Linked DNA regions of Homo sapiens: all the other regions are linked to region 2. Evidence: chromatin loops called from intact Hi-C (ENCODE). Cell type or tissue: Panc1. All regions are shown on one strand. Each heading gives the region's core, and the rest is flanking DNA. Links, peaks and the distances in the headings are about the cores only.

Region 1 (8,729 bases), core at 174-8,173, 61 kb before region 2:
CAACACTCAGATCAAAAAGCAAAAGGTTACCAGCACCCCAATAGCCTCCCTGCACACAAGGATAATAATTATCCTGATTCCTAACAGCAGAGATTAGTTTTGCTTATTTTTGTACTTTACGTAAATGGAATCATACAGTATATATTATTTTGTGTGTCTAGCTTTTTTTTTACACTCCACATGTTTGTGAGATTCATCCATATTGTCACAAGTAGAAGTAGATCTTTTGTTTTCATTGCTGTAGGGTATGCTGTGGTGTGAATATACAACAATTTGTTCTCTCATTTTATTGTTAGGGGCATTTGAGTAGTTCCCAGTTTGGGGCTATTATGTGAGTACTGCTGTGAATATTCTAGTACCTGCATTTGGTGTTTGTACATACACATTTCTGTTGGGTATATACCTAAAAGAGGAGTTGCTGAGTCATAGGGTATACAGATGGTCAGCTTTTATTACCATCAGTTTTGAAGCTGCTATAAAATTATGATGAACTACACAAAACTACTACATAAAACAGGGTTTCTTGGGAAATAATGTCTTCACATTTTCAATTTAATACATGCCTATATGTTATTTGCTACATACTAGCCTGTCTTCTCAACATTCTATAAATTTGTATTTATTTTATAATCCTCTTGACTATCTCATGAGGTTGATAGCACACCCGGTGAGTAGCAGAACCAGAATTTGAATCCAAGCAGCCTGGCATTAAAGCCTGAGGTTGACTTTTAATATTATTTTCAGATGGTACTAGTAAATATTTAATAAATACCAGCTATCTTCATTTCACCACCCTTGGGCAGACAAGGTGTTTGCTTGTCATGGGAGTTAGAGCTCTAGTGCCCATGTTATCCTCCTGGACTGTGAAACTCCTGCATGTTTCTCAATGGTGAGATCCCCATATTTTTCTTTCCTTGGATCCTGTACGCTGGCCTTATTTTTTCCCCTTCCACATAAACTATCTGAGTTTTGGAGGAGGATCTCTCTTCTTCCTACCCACGAAGGAACAGAACGATTTCATGGCTTCCCTTGCACTTCCACAGGTTTGGAAAATTTCTGTGCCAGTAGGACTGGGGGAGGACATACACATGCTTCCTTCTCAAGCTAACATTCCCATCCTTGCCCTCCCTGCCCCTTCTCCCCAGACAGATACCCACAGTTGTTTTCCCTTCTTAGGGAAAGATAAGAAGCAGAGCCAGTGTGGTGTTGTGTACCTGTAGTCTCAGCTACACAGGAAGCTGAGGGGGAAGCTTGATCCTAGGAGTCGACCAGCCTGGACAACATAGCAAGATTCTGTCTGAACAAAAAAAGAAAGAAAGAAAGAAGAAAGAAAGAAAGAAAGAAAGAAAGAAAGAAAGAAAGAAAGAAAGAAAGAAAGAAAGAAAGAGGGAGGGAGACAGAGAAAGAAAGAAAGAAGCATTTATGATGCTTTCATTCATATCGCAAATTTGTTTAGTACTTACTATGGCTCAGAAAGCACTAAGCATTGTGATAGATGTAAAATGGAATGAACAAGAACAAATGATCTTAAAAGGCATAATGTCTAAGTGAAGAAATGAGTAAGATTTCACTTAAAAAGTATGGTATATGAAGCATATGCGAAGAAGGAGTGAGATTAAAAACTTTTAACATCTATCAAAGCATAAGCATTGAATGAGACTGCATGTGTGTGCAGCCAACAGCAGAGCTGCAGCAGTTAGTAGCCTCTGAATACCAGCCCAGCATGTGCAAGGGATGATACTAGATGGAGCCTATCAGCAGACCACGAACACTCAAATGCCAAGTGACATGCCTCGGCTTTATGCTCTAGGCCCTGCAGAGCCACAGAGCAGTTCTGAGTATGGTTATGATACAATAGAGCTATGTTTGGGGCTTGTTTCTCAGCCTTTAATCTACTGGCAACCCAAAGCCACAGAATAAAGAGATTGTTCTTTCCTATTCTCTTGTAACTAGTTCTCAACAACCTATGACCCACACGTTGGCATATAATTTTTTCAAACACTAGAGCTTGATCAGATAAAGACCAGATCTGGTTAGCTGTGTTTAGACATTTCAAATATTGTGTAGTTGTCATCCCCCAAGAAGCAGATAGCCAGCTGAGATTTTGACTTGTGTGTGCCAAAGAACAACTGAAACAAAAAGTTCACAAGGGGATGCACAATATGACTGGAATTTCCCTCTGCCAGCTGGCTGCCCGGACACTTGTGCTTCTTTTCATGTTTCCCATTTTGAAGGCTGCTGAGTAAGCCAAAGAAGCAAAAGTTACACTGGGGACTGGGCAAATCCCAATGGAGTCAAACAAATGGAAGAATGTGGAAAGATGTGTCAAAGAGACACATCCTTTCGGTTAATCTTCATTAGCATGTCCTCTTTAGCACTATTCCTTTTCATTGTATTTTTTTTTCTTTTGAGAAAGTGTCTGTTAATTTCTCTCATATGAAATAAGCACTGTTTCATCTACCAAGGATAAGTTGGCTAAAGTTAACAGCTTGTTTACAAAACAGGATTGAAAAATCTCTTGGCTCACTGTTTGCAGGGAGGATGGCATGATGGGTATTGTGTAGGCCCTGATGTTAGACTGCCTGTGTGTGATTTCTGGCTCCACAAGACACTTGCTGTGAGATCTTGGGAAGGTTTCTTATCATCATTTTTCTCATCTGTAAAATGAAGATAATTTTCGCTACCTCATTTGGGGTACTGAGGATTAAATAAGTTACAATTTATGTAGAAAAAAACCTGACATGTAGCAAGCACACAAAAAATGTGAGTTGTGGCCAGGCGCAGGGGCTCACGTCTGTAATCCCAGCACTTTGGGAGGCTAAGGCGGGCGGATCACGAGGTAAAGAGATCGAGACCATCTTGGCCAACATGGTGAAACCCCCATCTTTACTAAAGATACAAAAATTAGCTGGGCATGGTGGCGCATGCCTGTAATCCCAACTACTCAGGAGGCTGAGGCAGGAGAATTGCATGAACCCAAGAGGCGGAGGTAGCAGTCAGCCCAGATCACACCACTGCACTCCAGCCTGGGTGACAGAGCAAGACTCCGTCTCAAAAAAAAAAAAAAAAAAAAAAGTTAGTTGTTTGTTGTTTCTCTTAGTATTATTGTATTCATTCTTTTGAGAAAGTGTCCGCTAATTTATCTCATATGAACTGAGAACTGTTTCTTCTACCAAGGATAAGTTTGCTAAAGTTATCCCCATATTTGTCTAGATCTCTATTTCTCAATAGGAAGGAATAAATACCTTTTGTTAATAAAGTCTATCTACGTGCCACAAACTACTAAAGATACTAAAGATACATGTATCTCTCCCAAGTATAAATTACTCAAAAAAAACTAAAACTTTTAGAAATGTAATAGAGAGTCAAATATTTTTGCATATTTTTTCTCGAAGATGACAGGTCTCCATTAAACTCTCTTTCTATTTTTCTGGACAAGCTAGCCTACACTGCATGAAAACAAGTAATACTTCTCTAATCATAAAAAAGATATCTAAAAGATCATTAAAATACTTGCTCACTTATCAAATAAAAATATGTAATCAATAATATTGATTATTCTTAAAACAATAAATATGAGAGTGTCACCCTTGGCTGAACATGTAACTCTTTCCCCTGACTACTCCTCAAGGAACACTTGCAAAGGTATGCTTTGCAGAGAGAGCAGACATCTCAGAGGGAGCTGCACTGGTCAGAGATGCACTTCACAAATGGTTATAAATACTGGTTATAAAAGGGAATAGTGCTCAGGTGCTAAGAAAAAGGGAAAAGCATCAGCCTAGAAATCATGGGACTTGGATTACAGTGTTGATTTTTGGAGTGGCTTTCTGTTTGATTATAACACAATGCCATTGCTTTTTGTCTCATGTTGATCATCTTTAAGATCGAAATGGTTTAAGTTTTCTTTACAGTGAAGCTAAGATATTAAAAAATATTAAAATAAAATGAAACTGCGAAATGCTTTGAGTACCACAACGCAATCTAAGATTGATACTGAAGAACATATCATACACAACGACAGATGGCACTCTTTCTTAGTTTCAATAAGATCTGCATGACCAGCTGATTGTTGTGTTATTTTGTAAGGAAGTAGGTCAGCAGGAAGCACCAAGCTGGAAAAAAAAAAAAAAAAAACACCAGTATGTGAGTGATGATCAAATCTTTGAATTATTCATTTTCCTCATTGATTGTATAATTGAGTAATATGGATACAAAATTCCAAAGTGCCCTCCAGAATTAACGATATCAGGGCAACAAGCAAGTCTCTCTGGCTTGAAAGGATCCTTTTAAAATATACGAAGGGTCTGGTTTTAAGGAAAAACCCAAATAGCAGTGTCTGTGAAGCTTTTCCCAACTTCTCACCTAAATTTGTTTAAAGTTAAAGAAAAAGATGAAAATACAAGGAAAGGAAACTAAGACTGTCAGCCAAACCTGTGCCAGGATTTGAGAGAAACCTCCAGGAATATCGAACAATTGGGCAGAAAGAGGAAAATGCTAGGAATTTTACTTTTTCATGTACTACAACTTCCCAGCTGGACAGAAAGTCAGGATTTGAGGATTAGGAAGAAAACTTCATCATAAGCAGTAGAACTGTCAATTAGAACATACGGCGTTAATTGGGCTAAGAGCTGGCATATTAGCCTATCAGTACTCCCAGTGGAAAAATCATGGTGCTGAGATGTACTGACATATAACATTTGCATTAAAAATATGGTTATATGAATGTGAATAGAAACAGAAGAATCAAAACCCACAATGAACTGAAAATAGTACAACTGAAAGAAAAGGGAAAAGGAACACAATTCTCAACTCCTATATTAAAAACACACCTGTTAAAGTTGCTTTAACTACTTCAGATGATGTTCATCATCGTTTATAGCATGCAAGAAAGTATTTTCTCTATGAAATAGGGGCAGAAATTTATAAAGAGAATAAAAGAAATGAAAGTGAGGTAAGAGTAAAAGAGACATGAGTGATTTAAAAAAAGACGTACTAGTACATTAAAAATGTACTTGTAAAACTCAGAAATTCCACTCAGACAAGAACCCCTAGAGATACTCTTGTTTAAGTGCACCAGGAGTTATACATGTGTGTTTATAGCAATTTGTAATAGCAAAAAGTCTCATAACAACCCCAGTGTTCATCAATAAAGTAGTAGATAAATGAGCGCATTTTTGAACAGTTAAAATATTCAATAGTTGAATTAAATTCATAAGAAAAGCAATATGTCCCAGAATTTGCACTGTGGAAAATCAAATCGGGAATTTTAAGGACATGCCTGAGTAGTTTCCCCAGAAAGCAGAGTAAAATGAAAAAGATGGAAATATCCTCAGAAAGAAGATGGTAGTCACGGAAGATGAAGAACCAAAGCTCAACCTAAGAGTTACAGATAATCTCAAGAAAAAGAAACATAAGCAATTTGAATAGATGCGATGATGAAAAATGTCCCAGATGGAAAAAGAAAGTGTACATAAATAACACCATTAAAGGACCCGAGAAGTAAGATAAAAAATGTTCATTATATTAAGGGCAGAAATCAATGGGAAAGAAATAAAATACAACTACCTTGAGTTATGTTCTGTTAAAAAATAAAGTTAATTTTTTAAAATTTTTTATTTCCATAGGTTATTGGGGGAATAGGTGGTATTTCATTACGTAAGTTCTTGAGTGGTGACTTGTGAAATTGTGGCGGGCCCATCACACTAGCAGTATACACTGTACCCAATGTGTAGTCTTTTATCCCTCACTCCCTTCCCACACTTTCCCCCTGAGTCTCCAAACTCCATTGTGTCCTTCTTATACTTTTGCATCCTTATAGCTTAGCTCCCACTTATGAGTGAGAACATATAGTGTTTGGTTTTCCATTCCTGAGTTACTTCACTTGGAATAACACTCACCAGACCGGTCACGGTGGTGCACACCTATAATCCCAGCACTTTGGGAGGCCAAGGCAAGTGGATTGCCTGAGGTCAGGAGTTTGAGACCAGCCTGGCCAACATGGTGAAACCCCATCTCTGCTAAAAATACAAAAAAAATTAGGCAGGCCTGTTGGCATACAGCTGTAATCCCAGCTGCTCGGGAGGCTGAGGCAGGAGAATTGCTTGAACCAGGGAGGTGGAGGTTGTAGTGAGCTGAGATTGCACCACTTCACTCCAGCCTGGGTGACAGAGCAAGACTCCATCTCAAAAAAAAAAATAAATAATAAATAATAAAAAAATATATATATATAATATACTCTCCAATCTCAATCAGGTTGCTGTGAATGCCATTAATTCATTCCTTTTTATGGATGAGTTAGTATTCCATCATATATTTATAACCACAGTTTATTCACTCACGGATTGATGGGCATTTGGGTTGGTTCCACAGTTTTGCAATCGTGAATTGTGCTGCTATAAACATGAATGTGCAAGTACCTTCTCTGTATAATCACTTCTTTTCCTCTGGGTAGATACACAGTAATGGGATTGCTGGATTAAATGGGGTAGTTCTACTTTTAGTTCTTTAAGGAATTTCCTCACTGTTTTACATAATGGTTGTACTAGTTTACATTCCTATCAGCAGTGTAGAAGTACTCCCTGTTCACCGCATCCACGCCAACATCTATTATTTTTTGATTTTTTTATTATGGCCATTCTTGCAGGAGTAAGGTGCTATTATTGCATTGTGGTTTTGATTTGCATTTCCCTGATCATTAGTGATGTTGAGCATTTTTTCATATGTTTCTTGGCCATTTGAATATCTTCTTTTGAGAATTGTCTATTCATGTCCTTAGCCCACTTTTTGATGATATTGTTTTTTTCTTGGTGATTTGTTTGAGTTTGTTGTAGATTCTGGATATTAATCCTTTATCAGATATATAGATTGTGAAGATTTTCTCCCACTCTGTGGGTTGTCTGTTTACTCTGCTGACTGTTCCTTTTGCTGTGCAAAAGCTCTTTAGTTTAATTCAGTCCCAGCTATTTATTTTTGTTTTTGTTGCATTTGCTTTTGGATTGTTGGTCATGAAATGCTTGCCTAAGCCAATGTCTAGAAGGGTTTTTCTGATGTTATCTTCTAGAAATTGTAGACTTTCAGGTCCTAGATTTAAATCCTTAATCCATCTTGAATTGATTTTTATATAAGGTGAGAGATGAGGATCCAGTTTCATTCTCCTACATGTGGCTTACCAATTATCCCAGCACCATTTGTTGAATAGGGTGTCCTTTCCCCACTTCATGTTTTTGTTTGCTTTGTCAAAGATCAGCTGGCTGTAAGTATTTGAGTTTATTTCTGGATTCTCTGTTCTGTTCCAATGGTCTATGTGCCTATTTTTATACCAGTACCATGCAGTTTGGGTGACTATGGCCTTATAGTGTAGTTTGAAATCAGGTAGTGTGATGCCTCCAGATTTGTTCTTTTTGTTTAGTCTTTCTTCAGCTATGCAGGCTCTTTTTTGGTTCCATATGAATTTTAAAATTGTTTTTTCTAGTTCTGTGAAGAATGATGGTGATATTTTGATGGGAATTCCATGAAATGTGTAGATTGCTTTTGGCAGTGAGAGGTGAAGCCAGCTGGACTCCCTGGGCTGAGTGGGGACTTGGAGAACTTTTCTGTCTTACAAGAGGATTGTAAAATGCACCAATCAGCACTCTGTGGCTAGCTAGAGGTTTGTAAAACGGACCAATCAGCACTCTGTAAAATGGACCAATCAGCACTCTGTAAAATGGACCAATCAACACTCTGTAAAATGGACCAATCAGCAGGACATGGGCAGGGACAAATAAGGGAATCAAAGCTGGCCAACCCAGCCAACAGCAGCACCCTGCTCAGGTCCCCTTCCACCTGTGAAAGCTTTGTTCTTTCACTCTCTGCAATAAATCTTGCTGCTGCTCACCCTTTGGGTCTGTGCCAGCTTTAAGAGCTGTAACACTCACTGCGAAGGTCTGCAGCTTCATTCTTGACATCAGCGAGACCACAAATCCACTGGAAGGAACCAACTCCGGACACAGCAGTATGGTCATTTTCACAATATTGATTCTATCCATTCATGAGCATGGGATGCATTTCCATTTGTGTCATTTATGTTTTCTTTCAGCAGTGTTTTATAGTTTTCCTTGTAGAGGTCTTTCACCTCCTTGGTTAGGTATATTCGTAAGTATTATATATTTTTTTGCAGCTATTGTAAAAGGGGTTGAGTTCTTGATTTGATTCTCTGCTTGGTTGCTGTTGGTGTATAGGAGAGCTATTCATTTGTGTACCTTAATCTTGTATCCAGAAACTTTGCTGAATTCTTTTATCAGTTCTAGGAGCTTTCTGAAGGAGTCTTTAGGGTTTTCAAGGTAAACAATCATATCATCAGCAAACAGTGACAGTCTGACTTCCTCTTTAGCAATTTGGATGTCCTTTATTTCTTTCTCTTGTCTAATTGCTTTGGCTAGAACTTCTAGTACTATGTTGAAAAGAAGTGATAAGCGTGGACATCCTTGTCTCATTTCAGTTCTCAGAGGGAATGCTTTCAACTTTTCCCCATTCAGTATAATGTTGGCTGTGAGTTTGTCACAGATGGCTTTTATTACATTGATGTATGTCCCTTGTATGCTGATTTTGCTGAGAGTTTTAATCATAAAGCGATGCTGGATTTTGTCAAATGCTTTTTCTGAGTCTGTTGAGATGATCATATGATTTTTGTTTTTAATTCTGTTTATGTGGTGTATCACATTTATTGACATGTGTATGTTAAACCATCC
Region 2 (8,729 bases), core at 546-8,545:
AAAGGCCTTACCTGACCACCACCTCCACCTAAAATAGCTCTCCTTCAAATGGATCATTTGGCTTACTGCACTTCCCCTTGCAGCAGTTGTCACCACCTGTGAAATTATATAATATCTTAATTAATTGTATTTGACTCCATGAATGCCAGGATATCAGGGACTCACTGCTGAGTCTCTATAGCCTAGAACAGTGCTGGTACATAGCCCTTAAATTCTTTTACACAAAGAAGAACCTATTAAATTTTGTCAAATAAGAAACTTGAGGTTTATCTTAATGACAGAGTTGCTATTATCACCACCATCTGTTTTAAAGTTGAGTATACTAAAATTCATAGCCTACTCAAGGTCACACAAGTAGTAAGTGGAGCCAAGCTTCAAACATAGATCTCCTGACTCCATTCATATGACCCTATAAACTGTCTCAAAACAAAAAGATAAATTAATATAAATATTTATTGAATATGTCTTTGTAGAGAAAGCATAATAAGCATAAAGGGCAATGCGTTAACCTTTATCACAAGCAACCCTATTGGAATGTGTCAACTTATCAGAATGAATCAGGCCAGAATATCAAGTATAAATGAAGCCTGTAGTTAACTGAAAGTTGCATATCAATCAGGCACTCCAGTTTCTCTCCTCAAACTCTGAATATTCAATGAATAAGATAAAGAAATGGCTAATTTGATTTTACCTTTCATTTTTTTGACCTAATTCTAAGGTGACTACTCACTCCTCAAGATTTAACTAATGTTGCTTTATTTTTATCCCTCTGGGGAGACAGAAGAGATGATTGGGAAACACATGTTTGAAGTTTGTAAGTTCTGCTGCTTTCAACCCCACAGATGTCTCTTACTGCCCACTTGGGCCCTGGTGATTAAGCAACTAGATTTGGAGCCAGTCAGGCTTTTGTTTAGACATTTTAACTTTTTCTTGCTTTCCTTGCAAACTCCTCAGCCTTCAGACTGGTTGGAAAGTAAATGTACAATCTTACATAAATTTTCAGGTAATAGCATTTCAGCTTTTTCCCCAAGATTTTTTGCTTGGGAGGAGACAGATTAGACTGGATTCGGAGTCTTGATTTTGCAAAGGTAACAAAAGACATGTTTTTTTATAAGACTTTTCATCATAAGTTTATTTTATTCAACAGAAGCAAAATCTAATATAATGGAAAAAATAAAGATCTGTGATAAATCTGATCTGTGTGGATAAACACAATTAGAAAGACTTAAAGATTAAGTATTGAAACAAACTACCAAAATATTTTAATACTGATTTGTAAAAATTTCAGTACATTTTTCTTCTTTGCTTAATTCTACTGGGTCCTGTTTTTCATCAAAACATTCTATCATGTTAGTATACAATAGCCAAAAAAAAAAAAAACTGCATAAGGGAACCACCCTCAGTGCTGCTGAAAAGAAATCATTGTCAGAAGTTGTATTAGAATATAAAGAGTCTCTTATTCAGGTTTCCCTGAATATAATCAGCTACCTGAGAAACTTTTACATTTTTGCTCCTGTTTTAAAAGCAAAGTCAGTTATTGTGTGGCAAGCCAACATCTTTGGTTTGATCTACTTAAAAAGAGCATTACATCAATTATCTAAGTCTCATCATTGTGAGACTAGGTGCTTTCCTCTCCTTTGTCGTAAAAATTGTTGAAACATTGGGAAAACCATAATAAAAATTCGCCCACAAAAATGATTCACAATCTTACTATTCAAAGCCAAGTATTTTGGTTTTTACCTGTTACCTCCCAGTACCTGTCCATTTTTGTGCAAATGTAATCATGTGGGTATGCTGAAAGTAGTAGTTTGTGCTTTTTAAAAAAACGTATACTATACATAGACATCATATTAATCACTTAAATGACTGTATTATATCCACATACCACGTTGTATCAAATTACTGTTAAAATTGTTTTCATTTTGATGACTAATACTTCCATATAGCATTTTGGTTTCTATCACTTTATTTCCTTATGATAAATTACCTTAAGCAATGTCACCAAATCAAAAGCAGTGAAGCTAATAAAATTCCATTTACTGCAGCCGTGCCTACACTGTCTATATTATATATTAAATGTTGCTAATGTAGTAGTTGCAAAATGCTAACAAAAAATTCATCGGCTTGAATTTTTAATTACAAAAAAGTAGTTACCTCTATATTTTATTTGAATTTCTTCTTCAGAGATATATCACATAGCCCTGGAAGGGAAGCAGAGATTCTTGATTTCATTTTTGCATATTCAAATGTTGATAGACAAGGATTGATAAAGACATTGCATGATCCCCAGAGAATTAACTTGAAATCCTATATAATTCCCCATGAAGTCATAAGAGGCTGTGGAATAGTCAGATACATCTGAGCCTTGCCTACTTTTAAAATATCAATCAATGTTAATATCAAGCTTTTAGAACCAAAATGTACTTCCTTTCATTTATACTTTCTCTATGTTGTGCATGTTTACATAGATGCTGGAAAAAGTAAATCTGAGTTTAGATCTAACTCTTGGGTGAGTTTGAGCAAGTTTAAGTGTCAGCTTCCTCTTCTGTGTGGAGTTATTTGCAGTGTTAGGATAATTAGCACTTTGCACAGTGCTTGGAACATGGAAAGCACTGAAAAATGTTAGCTATTAATATTATGAAAGCCTGATTAATCATTAATCCAGAACTGTTTTAGCATGTGGTTTATTCAGGTAATTCAATGGAAGAACTATTTTTACATTTTAATTAGTACATTTTCTTTTTCTAACTATTTGGAGAATTTATAATATTCAGTTTTAACAGTAACTGATGGAATTACAGCTGTAAACATGTTGTACCAGCTGTGTTTTCTGAAGCAAATCTAAGTGATAAAAGCATGTTATCATCACCAAGTACATATAATCCTTACCCACATGGAGGAGTGTGCAGTTGGTAGTATAATGTGGTAAACATGATTTTTGCCCATTATGACCTTGTAAACCTATAAGGCAACACAATGACCAAGATAGAGACAGTTGCTGTTTCACAAGTCGACAATGGATAATTGTAGGAGACTCCACTTTTAATGAGAAGCAAACTATCATAATGGAAAATAGCCAGATAGATTAAAGCTTAAGCCATTGAGGTTGAATGGTGTACCTCTTATGGATAGCATATAGTTGTGTCTAGCTTTTATATACAGCTTGGCCCCAACAGGACTTTTCATTAGAGTGTTTAGTCCACTTACATTTACTGTAATTAGTGATCTAGCTGAATTTAGTTCTGCCACTTTACTGTTTGTTTTCTATTTTTCTCATATATTGCTTGTTCCTCAGTCCTTCTTTTCCTGATTTCTTTTACGTTAAATGTTTATTTTACCATTTTAATTCTGTTGTCTTTTTAAAGCTACATTTCTTTGCATTCTTCTTATAATGATTACTATAGGGACTATAATATGTGTATTTAATTTATCACAATGAAAACTATTTGCGAATTAACCTTGGTTTTACATATATAAATCTTGCAACACTAAAGTTCTGCTTACCTCCCGTCTATCCTTTGGTGCTATAGTTGCCATATACATTACATCTATATTTTTTAAAACACAAAATGCAGTGCTACAAGTTTGTCTTTAAGAAACTAAGAACAGTATGAAAAGGATGTTAAAATATCTGGGTAGTTATTAAAATAAATTATCTCTAAAATGAATTTTGTAATCTATTATTATAATTTTACTAGTTAGAATTTTCAATTGTTATTTTTTATATCTTTAAGAGGTGAACCGAGTATAGAGTATAGAACAAGAAAAATGTCAGGCAGTCAGCTGGACTCACTTGTTCCCTGGACGAATCTGTTTCAGTTAAATGACAGATCACCATAATCATATGGACCTTCAGGTTTTCCCACCAAAAGGCCAAACTGAAAATACGAAATTCCTGACCCATAAATATCTTACTGCATTGTAAATCATTTAGCATTCATTAATCACTATTTACAATTTTTTAAAAAAAATAAGGCTTGTGCCTTTTCTCATCTGTTTAGAATATTCAGTTTAGTAACTGTATGGCAACGTAAGTTACTGACAGGGAAAGCCTTGTAAGACAGTACTCATTTACTTAAAATGTGGAGTTTTTGCATTTCTTTACAATTGAATGGAAAAATTACCAGCAGTGCTTTGGGTTATAGTGACACCTGGTGGTACGGTTTGAGGTTTTAAAAAAATTCTTTTTAAATTTGTTACTCTTTTTTTTTTCTAGACCATTTTTTGTAAGGAATCATTTTATCAACTAGGATGACAAGAGGCCTCTCCCATCCTGGTTGCACATCACTTTCTATAACAGAGAGACATGGGCCAGAAGCCCTGATGGAGAAAGCAGCCAATGTCCCTTACATTTCCACCTTTGGCTTGAAAAAAAGATCTGTGCACTAAATACAGGGAAAAAAAAATGAAGTTAGGCTGGAAGAAGAAAGACATTGTTACATGGTAAAATTGGAAAGATTCATACCAACAGTACGGGATAAAGCAGGGGTCCCCAGCCCCTGGGCCACGGAACTGGACTGGTCCAGGGCCTGTTAGGAACTGGACTGCCCAGCAGGAGGTGAGTGGTAGGAAATGAGCATCACAGCCTGAGCTCCGCCTCCTGTCAGATCAGTGGTGGCATTACATTCTCATAGGAGTGCCAACCCTATTGTGAACTGCACATGTGAGGGATCTAGGTTGCCCGCTCCTTAAGAGAATGTAACTAATGCTTGATGATCTGAGGTGGAATAGTTTCATCCTGAAACCATACCCCCACTAAGCCCCCGCATCCATGAAAAAATTGTTTTCCATGAAACTGGTCCCTGCTGCCAAAAAGGCTGGGGACCGGTGGTATAAAGTACGTCTGAGAATGTATACTTACTGAGAATGTACCTTTATACCCTGTAAGATACCATAGTGTTTTATCATTTTATAAAAGCTGAGGCTCAGAGAGGGTTCTAAGAGTACTCAAGGTCACAAAGTTAATCAACTGTCTAGGGAAGCTAGAATTTCAAGTGAACCCTATCTCTAATTTGGCTCAAGAAAGAATTTAAATTTAAATGACCAGATGTAATTTTCAAATTTGTATACATGTTACATGAGTACATTCTCCTTTTAAAATATTGCCAATAAGGTTGAAATCATCTTTGATACCCAAGTTCTAGTCCCATCCCCTCCTCTTTTCTCCAGTGGTGACTCACACTATCGTTTCCAGATATCCCTCCCTGTCACACACGCGTGCACATATACTGTGTTAAATACAGAGATGGGTGGTCGCTTACCTGTGTGTTTGATACATAATAGTATTTGGTCAAAGTAACTTTTATACTGGTAAAACCTCTTCATTGGAACAATAATGCCTCATCAAAATCTGAACTCATACCACTAAGTATTATTATAATAATTTGGTATTCTATAGCAGTAACAGTTATTTCCAAAGACATTCCAATATGCCTGTAGTAAATATTCTAGATTTAATTAAAATATTGGCAGGACTACCGTTTTCCAGATTAAATTAAAAAGCAATTATTAGCATTGCAGATTAAGTTTTTAAATGAATATTTCAATTCAGCGACACTGGCTAGAATATCTTCTGTTTTGTCACAGTGTCACAGATCCCATCACCATCACTGTAAACTAAAATTAGCTAACTTTTAAACATAAGACCCACAATTATTTATTATAGCCCAAAATATCAGAATGTTCTTTAGCTTATAACCTTGCTCATAGAATATACTGGGGAAAGGACTCCAAAAATTGTCTATAAGAAAATCTTGGTTTTTTTTTTTTAAATCACTTTCATTGGAAATCCAACTGTAAACTCATATTGTTAAAAAAGTTCCCATAATGTTAATTTTTTTGGAAATTTGCACACTTAAAAGGAAACTAATATTGATAGGCAGCTGAAAAATATATATATTCACATATATATTTTGAATATATATTCATATATTTTCATATATATGAATGTCATATATTTTCATATATATGAATGTCATATATTTTCATATATATGAATGTCATATATATTTTCATATATATGAATGTCATATATATTTTCATATATATGAATGTCATATATATTTTCATATATATGAATGTCATATATATTTTCATATATATGAATGTCATATATATTTTCATATATATGAATGTCATATATATTTTCATATATATGAATGTCATATATATTTTCATATATATGAATGTCATATATATTTTCATATATATGAATGTCATATATATTTTCATATATATGAATGTCATATATATTTTCATATATATGAATGTCATATATATTTTCATATATATGAATGTCATATATATTTTCATATATATGAATGTCATATATATTTTCATATATATGAATGTCATATATATTTTCATATCTATTTCATATATATATGAAATTCATATCTATTTCATATATATATGAAATTCATATCTATTTCATAAATATATGAAATTCATATCTATTTCATATATATATGAAATTCATATCTATTTCATATATATATGAAATTCATATCTATTTCATAAATATATGAAATTCATATCTATTTCATATATATATGAAATTCATATCTATTTCATATATATATGAAATTCATATCTATTTCATATATATATGAAATTCATATCTATTTTCATATATATTTCATATATATTTTCCATATATATATATATAAATTCATCAGAACAAGGTTGTCTTTTTTTCTTCTGACCACACCAATGTAATGAAACAGTAAGTGTGAAAAAGAAAAAAAAAAATACAGGAATCAAGAGCCCAAAGAATTTTTAAGGAAACCATGATTGAATAGGTTATATCAGACTGACTGGTCTCCTAACTTTGATTCTGCCCACACCATTCAATAGAAAGAGGACATGGAATTCCAGCTATTCCCTCCACTATAGAATTTACTACATTTTAAATTTAAACAGGTTAATTTAAGCTACAGTAATAATTTGAGACAGAATCTCATCAAGCACAGATTCAAAGTACCACACTTTGAGGTCAGAGTGGAGAGAGCTTTTCCCTTGGGATGAACATGAGAAGGTTAATTAAAGAGGAAGTGGACTTTCTCAGAGCAAAGGGTATTTTCATAAAACCATGGAATCTTTGAGTTGGCTAAATCTCCATAAATTTTATGAACATATTGTGTTCTTTTATCTACTGTAAAGTCACATTACTGTTGATTTTCCATATATTTTAACTGTAGTGAGTTATTCTATGCTGTAATTTTCCTTTAGGATCCAGGGTAAATAAAAGCAAACTAGTATAAGAACCTTTATAAGTTACTGTAAGTGAAGGAGGCTTAAAATAGGGTGTGTACTGTTACATTTTCATTATGATTTTCTCATAGTTTTTCCTTGGAAATTTCCATGTATTCCTTAAGGATGTGTTTGTCACATATGGGAGATTTGGATCTTGCTTTCAACTAGGGAATGATAATTTTCCATTAAATATCCATCCCATATACTAGGCAAGGTGAAAGCTGAATGGAAGATGAAATGGCAAATGTTAGACTAGGCAAGGGAAGGGAGCAGGTGGCAAAGTCGCTTGTGGAGATATGCCCAAAGAATATGATGCAAAGAAGCATCCTCACCAGGGAATTTTCCTTCCATCTCTAAAATCCACCAATGTAGGAGACCTGGAGCCTGACTTTAAGAATTAGTAAAGCCTTGGCAGGGTGCAGTGGCTCACACCTGTAATCCCAGCACTTTGGGAGGCCGAGGAGGGTGGATCACAAGGTCAGGAGATCAAGACCATCCTGGCTAACACGGTGAAACCCTGTCTCTACTAAAAATACAAAAAATTAGTCGGGCGTGTTGGCAGGCGTCTGTAGTCCCAGCTACTCGGGAGGCTGAGGCAGGAGAATGGCGTGAACCCGGGAGGCGGAGCTTGCAGTGAGCCGAGATTGCCCCACTGCACTCCAGCCTGGGCGACAGAGCGAGATTCCATCTCGAACAAAAAAAAAAAAGGAGTAAAGCCCATTACTGGGCAGGGCATGAGCTGTAGAACATCCTTGTATACAAGATACATTAAGCTTTAAATCTGGGAACAGTGTTTTTTCTCCAGTGAATCATTCATGGCTGTAAAGCTGCTACATTTTAATTTTAAAAATGTAAGTTTTTAAATTAAAAACTTTACATACTGTAAAGTTGCTACATTTTAATTTAAAAAATGAACATTGGGAGTTGGGAAAAGCCACTGTGTATCCTGAAAGTTGATGTGTAATACTGCAGAATATTTTTAAATCAATGGATAAGGTTTTTTGATACAGAATGTGACAGATTTGATCAAATATAATCTACATTTGAAATAAATGTATTTTCATTCAGAACTAAAAATGACCAAAGGCTAGTTTATTGGAGATTAGTTTTATGTGACTAAAATGCCTATTACATCAGAAGCCCTACTGAAGCAAAAGAGAGTGGCTTTCACGTTACAAAAGGAACTTTTCAGACTTGACTTTAAGAAGTTAAAATCATTTCATGTAGCTAAAATTATTTTAGTGACTATTTAATAAGGTGTGGTTCTTTCCATGTAGAACATTTTAAGCTCTTACATAATTATTCAGTATTGATACCCACATTTTATGACCATTTTCTTTCATTCTTGTCTATTTTTAAACTGTTTACATAGATTTCTTCTCTGCATTTACTGTGTATCCTGGTTTTTCTTCACTTGAAATCCATCATGAAAATAAAATTTTAAAATAAGGCTGCCTTCATAAAAGGTTAACTTT
Region 3 (8,729 bases), core at 521-8,520, 700 kb before region 2:
GAATGCCCCTCAAAACAAAATCACAAGCTAACTACTCAAAGTTCCACCATCAGGCCAGGCACAGTGGCACATGCCTGTAATTTCAGCACTTTGAGAGGCCAAGGTGGGTGAATCACTTGAGCCTAGGAATTTGAGAAATGCCTGGGCAACAAAGCTAGACCCAATCTCTATAAAAAAAATTTTTTTTTATTATACTTTAAGTTTTAGGGTACATGTGCACAATGTGCAGGTTAGTTACATATGTATACGTGTGCCATGCTGGTGCGCTGCACCCACTAACTCGTCATCTAGCATTAGGTATATCTGCCAATGCTATCCCTCCCCCCTCCCCCCACCCCACCACAGTCCCCAGAGTGTGATATTCTCCTTCCTGTGTCCATGTGATCTCATTGTTCAATTCCCACCTATGAGTGAGAATATGCGGTGTTTGGTTTTTTGTTCTTGCGATAGTTTACTGAGAATGATGATTTCCAATTTCATCCATGTCCCTACAAAAGACATGAACTCATCATTTTTTTATGGCTGCATAGTATTCCATGGTGTATATGTGCCACATTTTCTTAATCCAGTCTATCATTGTTGGACATTTGGGTTGGTTCCAAGTCTTTGCTATTGTGAATAATGCCGCAATAAACATACGTGTGCATGTGTCTTTATAGCAGCATGATTTATAGTCATTTGGGTATATACCCAGTAATGGGATGGCTGGGTCAAATGGTATTTCTAGTTCTAGATAAAAATATATTAGCCAGGCATGGTGGTGCATGTCTGTAGACCCAGCTACTCAGGAGGCTGACATGGTAGGATTGTTTAAGCCTCGGAGGTCAAGGCTACAGTGAGCCATGATCATGCCACTGCACTCCAGCCTGGTTGACAGGGTGAGACCCTGTCTAATACAAAAAACAAAACAAAACAAAAATACCAAATTCCTCAATCAGGAAGCCGCAGAAATCAGAAACCTACTGTCCAAATGGCTAGTGTTAGTGTCCTACCACCTCAGCTAAGGTATTCTGATCTAGAAGCCACCACAAGAGCCACAGCAGGAGATCCCGGGAAAATGATGCCCAGTGTGTTGTCGTGGCTCTGCATCTAAATCAGTTTCAATTCAAATCTCATGCAAGCCCATTTGACTGATGGAACCTAAATTACATCAGGAATTCTAGCTGCAGGAGAGTCTATGAAATGCAGTTTTCAGATTTCTAGCTTTTTCGTAAGACTTCCTAAAATGATTTTGAAATGTATATTGTGAGGGTCAGTCTTCCACTTCAGCTACAATCCTCTAATCTATGTCAAATTGCTTAATTCCTTCCACTGTACCAGGGGTGAACAATATCTGAGTCTAAGTCTAAGATCTCCCTTTCCCATTCATTTTCCATTTTATCTCTCTCCCCTCCCTCTCTTCCCCTCCTTTCCTTCCCCTCCTCACCTCTCCTTCCCTCTCTTCTCTTCTCTCCTCTCCCTCCCTTTCTTTTTCTTCATCATACACTAAGCATACATTACTATGGAAAGCATTTTGCCACCACCAGGAAATTTAAAAAATAGATTCAGTTCCCCAAGCAAATTACTTATATGAGGGGTCTTCAAAAAGTTCATAGAAAATTAGTATTACTAAAAAACTATGCATTTTCAAAACTTTCTTGCACCAAAATGAACTTGTAATAACTGTTATAACATGTCTGAAAAGTACCTACTAATAGTTTGAGCCACTAAGAAGGATAAAACATAAGTTTGAAAAGAGCTTCTATGAGAGCAACATGAATTCCTCTAAAACTGAAGCAAGAACAAACATGAAATTTCAAGTGACCGGGCACAGTGGCTCACGTCTGCAATCCCAGCACTTTGGGAGGCTGAGGCAGGTAGATCACCTAAGGTCAGGAGTTCGAGACCAGCCTGGAGCCGGGCCAACATGGTGAAACCCCATCTCTACTAAAAATTACAAAAAATTAGCTGGGTGTGGTGGCAGGCGCCTGTAATCCTAGCTACTCAGAAAGCTGAGGCAGGAGAATCGCTTGAACCTGGGAGGCAAAGGTTGCAGTGAGCCGAGATCAGGCCATTGCACTTCAGCCTGGGTGACAAGAGTGAGACTCGGTCTCAAAATAAATAAATAAATAAATAAATAAATAAATAAATAAATAAATAAAGTAAATAAATAAAATAAAAATTAATGCAAGTGAAGTTTGGGCAGAAGAATGGTGAAATCACTGACACTTTATGAAAAATTTATGGAACAATATTCCAAATAAATCAGCAGTTTACAAGTGGATGACTCATTTTTAGAAGGAATGAGATGATGTTGAAGATGAAGCCTGTAGTAGCAGACCACATACATCAATTTGTGAGGAAAAAAATCATTTTGTTCATATCCTAATTGAAGGGTACTGATAATTAACAGCAGAAATAGTAGCCAGCACGATAGACATCTCAATTGGTTCAGCTTACACAATTCTGACTGGAAAATTAAAGTTGACCAAAGTTTCCATTTGATGGGTGCCAAAACCATTGCACCCAGATCAGCTGCAGAGAAGAGCAGAGTTTTCAATGGAAATTTTATAGTGGGATAAATATGCTAAAGTATTTATTTGAAGATTTGTTAATAGTAGATGAAATATGGCTTTATGAGTATGATCCTGAAAACAAAGCACAATCAAAAGAATGGCCTTCAAGAGGTGGAAGTGGTCCAGTCAAAGTAAAAGCAGACCAGTCAAAAGCAAATGTCATGGCAACAGTTTCTTGGGATGCTCAAGCCATTTTGCTTGCTCACTTTCTGGGGGGCCAAGGAATGATGACATCTGCTTATTATGAGAGTGTTTTGATAAAGTTAGTCAACCTTTAGTAGAAAAAGTCCCAGGGAAATGCCATCTGAGAGTCCTTCTCCACCATGACAATGTTCTTGCTCATTCCTCTCATCAAACAAGGGCAATTCTGCCAGAGTTTTGATAGGCAATCATTAGGCATCTACCTTACAGTCCTAAATTGAATTCTTCTAACTTCCTTTTGTTTCCTAATCTTAAAATGTCTGTGAAGGGCACTAATTTTTCTTCAGTTAAAGTTATAAAAAATACTGCATTGGCATGGTAAAATCCCCAGGACTCTCAGTTCTTTAGGGATAAACTAAATGGCTGGTATCATGGGTTATAAAAGCATCTTGAACTTCATGGATCCTATGTTGAGAAATAAAGTTTGTAATTTTTTATTTTTAATATCTTTTTTCTGCAAGCTTTGTGGATATATGTACTTGTGTCTGTCTCGCTCATTTTATCTGGTTAAGAAGCTGCAGGGACAGCAAATCAACGTAAAACTTGGACTGAGATACAAGGTACATATACAATCAAACGAACAAACAACCTCCTTCTTTCTGTAGTGATTTAATGCACAGCACAAATCTATCACCTGTGAATGAAGGCCCTCATTATTCTTAGCTTGTATTATTTCATTAGCTTTCTAACTAGGCTTCCTGCCGATGGTTTCCATCATTCTAGTGCATCTTTCATACCGCCTGAATGATCTTCCTAATAAACTGAACCAATCATGTCAATCTACTGATTAAATATCATCTCTGAGGTAGTTCAATTTCTCATCCTGTGGTACAAGGTCCCCACTTACTTATCTATTAGCATCTCTCACATACGTTTTCTCATACATCTTACACTACAATCAAATTAAACTTTCCAGCTGTTTGTCAAACACAGTAGAATCTTCCAAACATCAATTCAACAAACATCTACTGAGGTCTGTTGCACAACCCACACTCCTTAAGGCTCTGGGAGTACAAAGAAAGTAGCATAAGAAGGTCTTGAGTTTCTATTATTTTATTACCTGATATTATAAATACAAGTTGTTTACAGGTGTCAGGCATATGCATAGTATCCTGCAAAAAGAAGCAATTGCAATTGCAAACGTATGTAACTCAGATGAAATCGCTTTTACAGCAGTGTATTTTTCCTTCAGCCTTGAACTTCCTTTCATAGCTTGAACTCTTACCAAGTGTCATTAAAAATTATCAATACTTTACTAATCTAAATTTACTTAGGTGAATTTTTCACCTAACACCAGCTGTAGGAATATAATATGCTATTCTAGATATGAGCATACAGGCTCTCCTTTGGAAGAAATATGAATTATTCTACCATTTGCCTTTGTCGTCTCCTTCAACGCTTTTTGTGAATCACTTCTGAAATTTAAGAAATCTAGTTGTACAAGCTTAAAACCAAGGTTTTCTTCTTTGCCAGGACTTGGGGTTCATCACTATGGCATTCGCTTAAGCACTTTTCTTAGAGTGAGACAAGATGAAGGAAGGATTCCAAAATCCAGTGTAAAATGAAAACATTTGGGAAAATATAGACACAGGAGAAACTCCAAAGATTAGTGGGTACAATTTCCTCATTTTATAAATGGGAAAATTTAGGGACACGCTTTATGTGCCTTACATAAGGCTGGTAAAATGGTTGGTGATAATTAGGTCCTCTGTTTCAAACTTTCCACTACACCATTCTATTTTCAGAATGCTAATTTTAATTATGGCTAAAGGAACGGAAAGTTATTGCTTTGTAAGAGGTGTTTCCTTGGTATCCTCAAACTTAATATGCATTAGAATTATCTAAGGGGCTTGTTAAAATGCAAATTTTTGGACAAACCTACAGAGCTTCTGATTCAGTAGGTTTGGGATAAATTCCAGGAAGGAGCTTTTTTAGTAGTTCTGGTGCAAATTATCCAGAGACCACCATGTGGCAGAGACTGCAAACATTAAGAATAAACTTGAAAATGAAGGCAATTTTTTCACAGATCTGTCATCTCATTTCATAAAAATAATCATCCCAATGAAACTTTAAGCATAAATGCAAAATCTGGGGCACTACCCCTCTGAAAATATGCTGAATAATTTAATATTATGTTATATACACATATTTAACCTGATATCCATCACTGTTTAAAACTTACAATTTTGTGAATCACAGAAATGTGCACATTTGTATATGTGAGTTTTAAAAAGCATCACAGTGTTTTGTACACAGGCTTAAACATAGGTTGCTTCAGAGGCAATATTCTAAATATCTCAGTAATTCAGAAATTTACCCCAGATGTTATTGAGTAATTTTTGAAAATTACTACAGTTCTACAAATTATCAGTTTGTATCTAAAAACGTATTTGGTCTTTAGTTTAAAATGAGTATACTTTTTTCTTATTGCAAATGTCCAGCAGATGGCACTAAAGCATTTTATTTTTGCATTCAATTCTGTCACAGTTATTTAAATTACTTTTCTTTACAACATCTTATGTGTTAAAAAAAAATTAGTACAATCAGCAGGAGATTTGACTTATTAGGAAAATGTGTTTTCAGAGGTGGCTGAAAAAGAACAAAAGAAAAATTTATAAAATGTTGCAATTTCTGCTCTTTTGCAGATGACTATCATTCTACATACCCTTTTAAAAAATTATATATTAAGGGTTTTTGTATATTTTTCTATTGTTGGTAGTTTTTATGGTCCCCCATTTAGCATTGTTAAAAATGAAGTTCATCCAATCAGCATCCCACAGTGTTCTGAAAGCACTGAGAGATGACACTTACAAAAAATAAGAGCATAACCGATGATTAGCTATTAGTGTTTTATAGTCTATTGCTTCAGTCAAGCATTTATTTTTAATTCCATTTTCAATTTACCATAGGAGGCCACTCCCGAGTAAGCATTAAATGAAGACATCTGAGGACATGGAGGCCCACTAGCATAGATTTGTTTTCTGCTGCACTCCATCTCCCAATAAATACCTTCACTGTGTTCCTGAATGCTGTGAGGTGCTACATGTGTAGAAGGCTCATGTGTTGGGTCCTAGAAATACTGTTTCTAGATTATGGAACAATATTACTGCTTTCTAATATTGGAGATATATCAGAGGTCTGAAACTGAAAACCTCGTTCAAGAAAGGGTAATTTTAATATTTTGACAAACAAGTTATCTCATTCACAGTACAATTCAAGAGAAGAAAATCAAGTAAAATTATGAGAAATCATAAAGTAGGATATGAATTAGGAATGTAATTTTTAAAAGGAATGAAGTAAGTTTTAAGAAAATAATCTTAATAGGTAATATTGGGATCATCTATATAACAGATATGTAATCAACTGATATTAAATAGGTCTAATCATACTCCATGCAAACTTTTCCAGAATGTGTCACGTGATCATGCCAACCTAACTAATGCATAAAGAGCAAACTCCATGTGTTGGCAATTTAGAAGACAGTGGTGTCTACACATATGAGCAAGCCAAAGTGTTAAGTAACCAATTCATGCTTGCATCTTCTGGAATGCACAACACACTGTAAACATTGCCTTTGCTCTGTTGTTGACTATCTTCACCAAATTGCTTTGTTATGTTACTATAAAGAGGGAAAAAAACCAACCCAACTACATTATACAACTGGACACTTTTTGGAAGGAATTAAATATAATAGTTCAGGCATAAGTGTGAGTCTGGCCTGGTCAGGATCAAATCTAGTTCTATTTCTCAGCTTCATGACCATGAGGAAGTTATTTAAACTCTGTTCCTCAGTCTCCTCATTTATGAACTGGTGATAATAATAGCAACTTTGTAAGATTATTGGGAGGGTTAATTGAGATAATCAATGTAAAGTGCTTAGCACCGTGTGTAGCCTATGGTAAAAGCTCAATAAATATTAGCTATTATTATTATACGTAGACATAGATAATACATGAGGGAAACAGAGTACTTCGCTTTTAAGTTTCTGAGTACACTTAGCTGATAACTTTGGGAGGCAGTGATGACTGGCAGGATTTCCTGGCAGATGGGGATCAGTATGAGTGGCTTGGATGATCTATCAATAGACCACTAGCGAGGGGCAAATAGGTCATCTTGTGAGATGGAAGTCAGAGTGAAAAATGAGCCCACAAGCAAAATTTGTTTTGTGGAAACTCCAGAAGATACAACCACTGGTGGAACACGTGTAATTTTGTCTGAAAATTTTTTCGGCATTTTTATGGTCATTGCTGATTCACAACAAACAAAAAAAAAGAAAGGAGATTCTAAAAATCTGATATTTATAAAAAGAGTATTATCATTAGTATTATCACTGCACTGATAAATGTAAATTGGCTGAATCACAAATATTTCCAATGCTCTGAAATACTTGGTGAATGAATGATATACAGAAAAATTTTAACGTGAAAGACTTGTTTTCCTTTTCATGTTTAATATCTGATAAATTTACATACATCAAATGTATCCTTCTTATTAGTGAGTTAACCAAATTTTGTTGCCTTTTCTTCTTTTAGGTGAAAAACTATGTTCAGGCATGTGTTACCTAAGGGAGGGGAGCTTTCAACATTACTTTGACAAAGTATCATTACCTTACATTTTTAATATTTGATCAGAATAATTCCTTTAAAACATCAATGGTCCTATAAAGCTCTTCAACCTGCTTTGTTTCTCAGAAATCACAGAGCCACAAGGGAATAAATGAGAAGTGCAATGTCCCCTAATTTCCACAACATCTAATGGCTTCATCTCCCTGGACAAACTCTTCTGTTGGTAAAGTTTGTGCTCACCCATTCTGGTTACCAGGGTCTCTATGTGGCCACTTGTGACATTCCTGTCTTGTCTGTTCAGAGGTTCTGAACACCCACTTATCCCTAGTGAGGGTATAATGAAGATATGCCGCTCCTACTCTGAGTGTAGAAGGAAAGTATATTACTTGCTTCTTGACCCCAAGAAGTGAGTGCACAAGCATATTTCTTAGTTTTAGATTTAATCTCCATGTGTGCCAATACTTGAGAAAAGAGCAGAGCCCAGTGGTTCTAGCGCCAAATTTCCTGGGTTCAAAACTTTCTTGGGCTCTTCCTCTTATTAGCTTCTGATCTGGCAAGTTATTTAACATGCAAAGACTCCACCTCTTCCTCTGTAAAAGGAGGATAATAATGCCTACCTACTGTGGGGTTGTTGTGAGGATTAAAATGGCTAATATGTATATGCAAAGCACTTAGGGAGGTGTGAGACAATAGTAAGTACTCAGTAAAATATTAGCTATTTTATAATGTATAGAGGAAACAGTGAACAAAAATCAGATAAAACATCTATTATGGTCCTGTGAAGTGTAACATTATTCAATGGATTGAAATACATAAATAGGATCTAGAACTATGAAATAAAATACATAGATTGAATCCAGATTCTTAAAAGCAGTGCCATCAAATATTCTATTTGTAAAGCTTAAGTTGAATAGCTGAGTAATAAAAAATTTATTCCAAAAAGGCTTCCTCTTTTTCAGTTTTAAAAGCAGAAGAATACAAGCTTCCTGAATTTTACTTGCACAGTATACTGAATTAGTCAGCCATCATTAGGTACAGTATTTTCTAATGCATTCTGGAGTGCATTTCAAGGCAAGTGACAAGATGTAATTTTCTTCCCATTACATTTGCTAATGATGACATCTGTTTTCATCATTTAATTAAAATACATTGTTAATATGCATATAAAACCTAACTATCATCTAAATAACATAACAGGTGTTGTAAATAACTTAAGTTCTTTTATATCCACGAAAGAGAGATCATAAAACCAATAATTCAAATATTACTGCTAATGTAGAATATAAAATTCCAGAGACTATCAGAAGGATTTTTAATTTATACAAATGCAGATGTATTCTATATCTGTCCCATGTAACCCAGAACCCCTACCACTGTTTAATCAACTCCAGACAACCTCTTCTACCCT

What was found. Hi-C counts contacts between places; a loop is a spot of excess contacts. Peaks named below come from ENCODE experiments on the same cell type or tissue, not always from the same donor. Only the 100,000 strongest peaks of a DNase experiment are listed, where the experiment ranks them.
Region 1: a loop joins it to region 2, with 5 times the contacts of the local background. A loop is called at or near these places in 20 of 110 quality-filtered maps.
Region 3: a loop joins it to region 2, with 3 times the contacts of the local background. A loop is called at or near these places in 30 of 110 quality-filtered maps.

Annotation. Positions count from the first base shown.
Region 1 is chr6:71,439,724-71,448,452 of GRCh38, reverse strand. The region is part of intron 4 of LINC01626 (long intergenic non-protein coding RNA 1626); the gene reads right to left. Among named protein-coding and RNA genes, the nearest start is that of LINC01626, 23 kb to the right of the region's middle. In Panc1, for the core only: CTCF peaks have their summits at 3,844 and 4,043; a DNase peak (open chromatin) is centred at 4,016; H3K27ac peaks cover 940 bases.
Region 2 is chr6:71,379,503-71,388,231 of GRCh38, reverse strand. No RefSeq gene overlaps it. Among named protein-coding and RNA genes, the nearest start is that of MIR30C2, 6.8 kb to the right of the region's middle. In Panc1, for the core only: CTCF peaks have their summits at 3,939 and 4,150 (motif pointing left); a DNase peak (open chromatin) is centred at 4,162; H3K27ac peaks cover 4,010 bases.
Region 3 is chr6:72,081,630-72,090,358 of GRCh38, reverse strand. All of the region lies in intron 2 of RIMS1 (regulating synaptic membrane exocytosis 1), which reads right to left. Among named protein-coding and RNA genes, the nearest start is that of RIMS1, 200 kb to the right of the region's middle. In Panc1, for the core only: CTCF peaks have their summits at 5,004 and 5,206 (motif pointing right); a DNase peak (open chromatin) is centred at 5,211; H3K27me3 peaks cover 1,193 bases.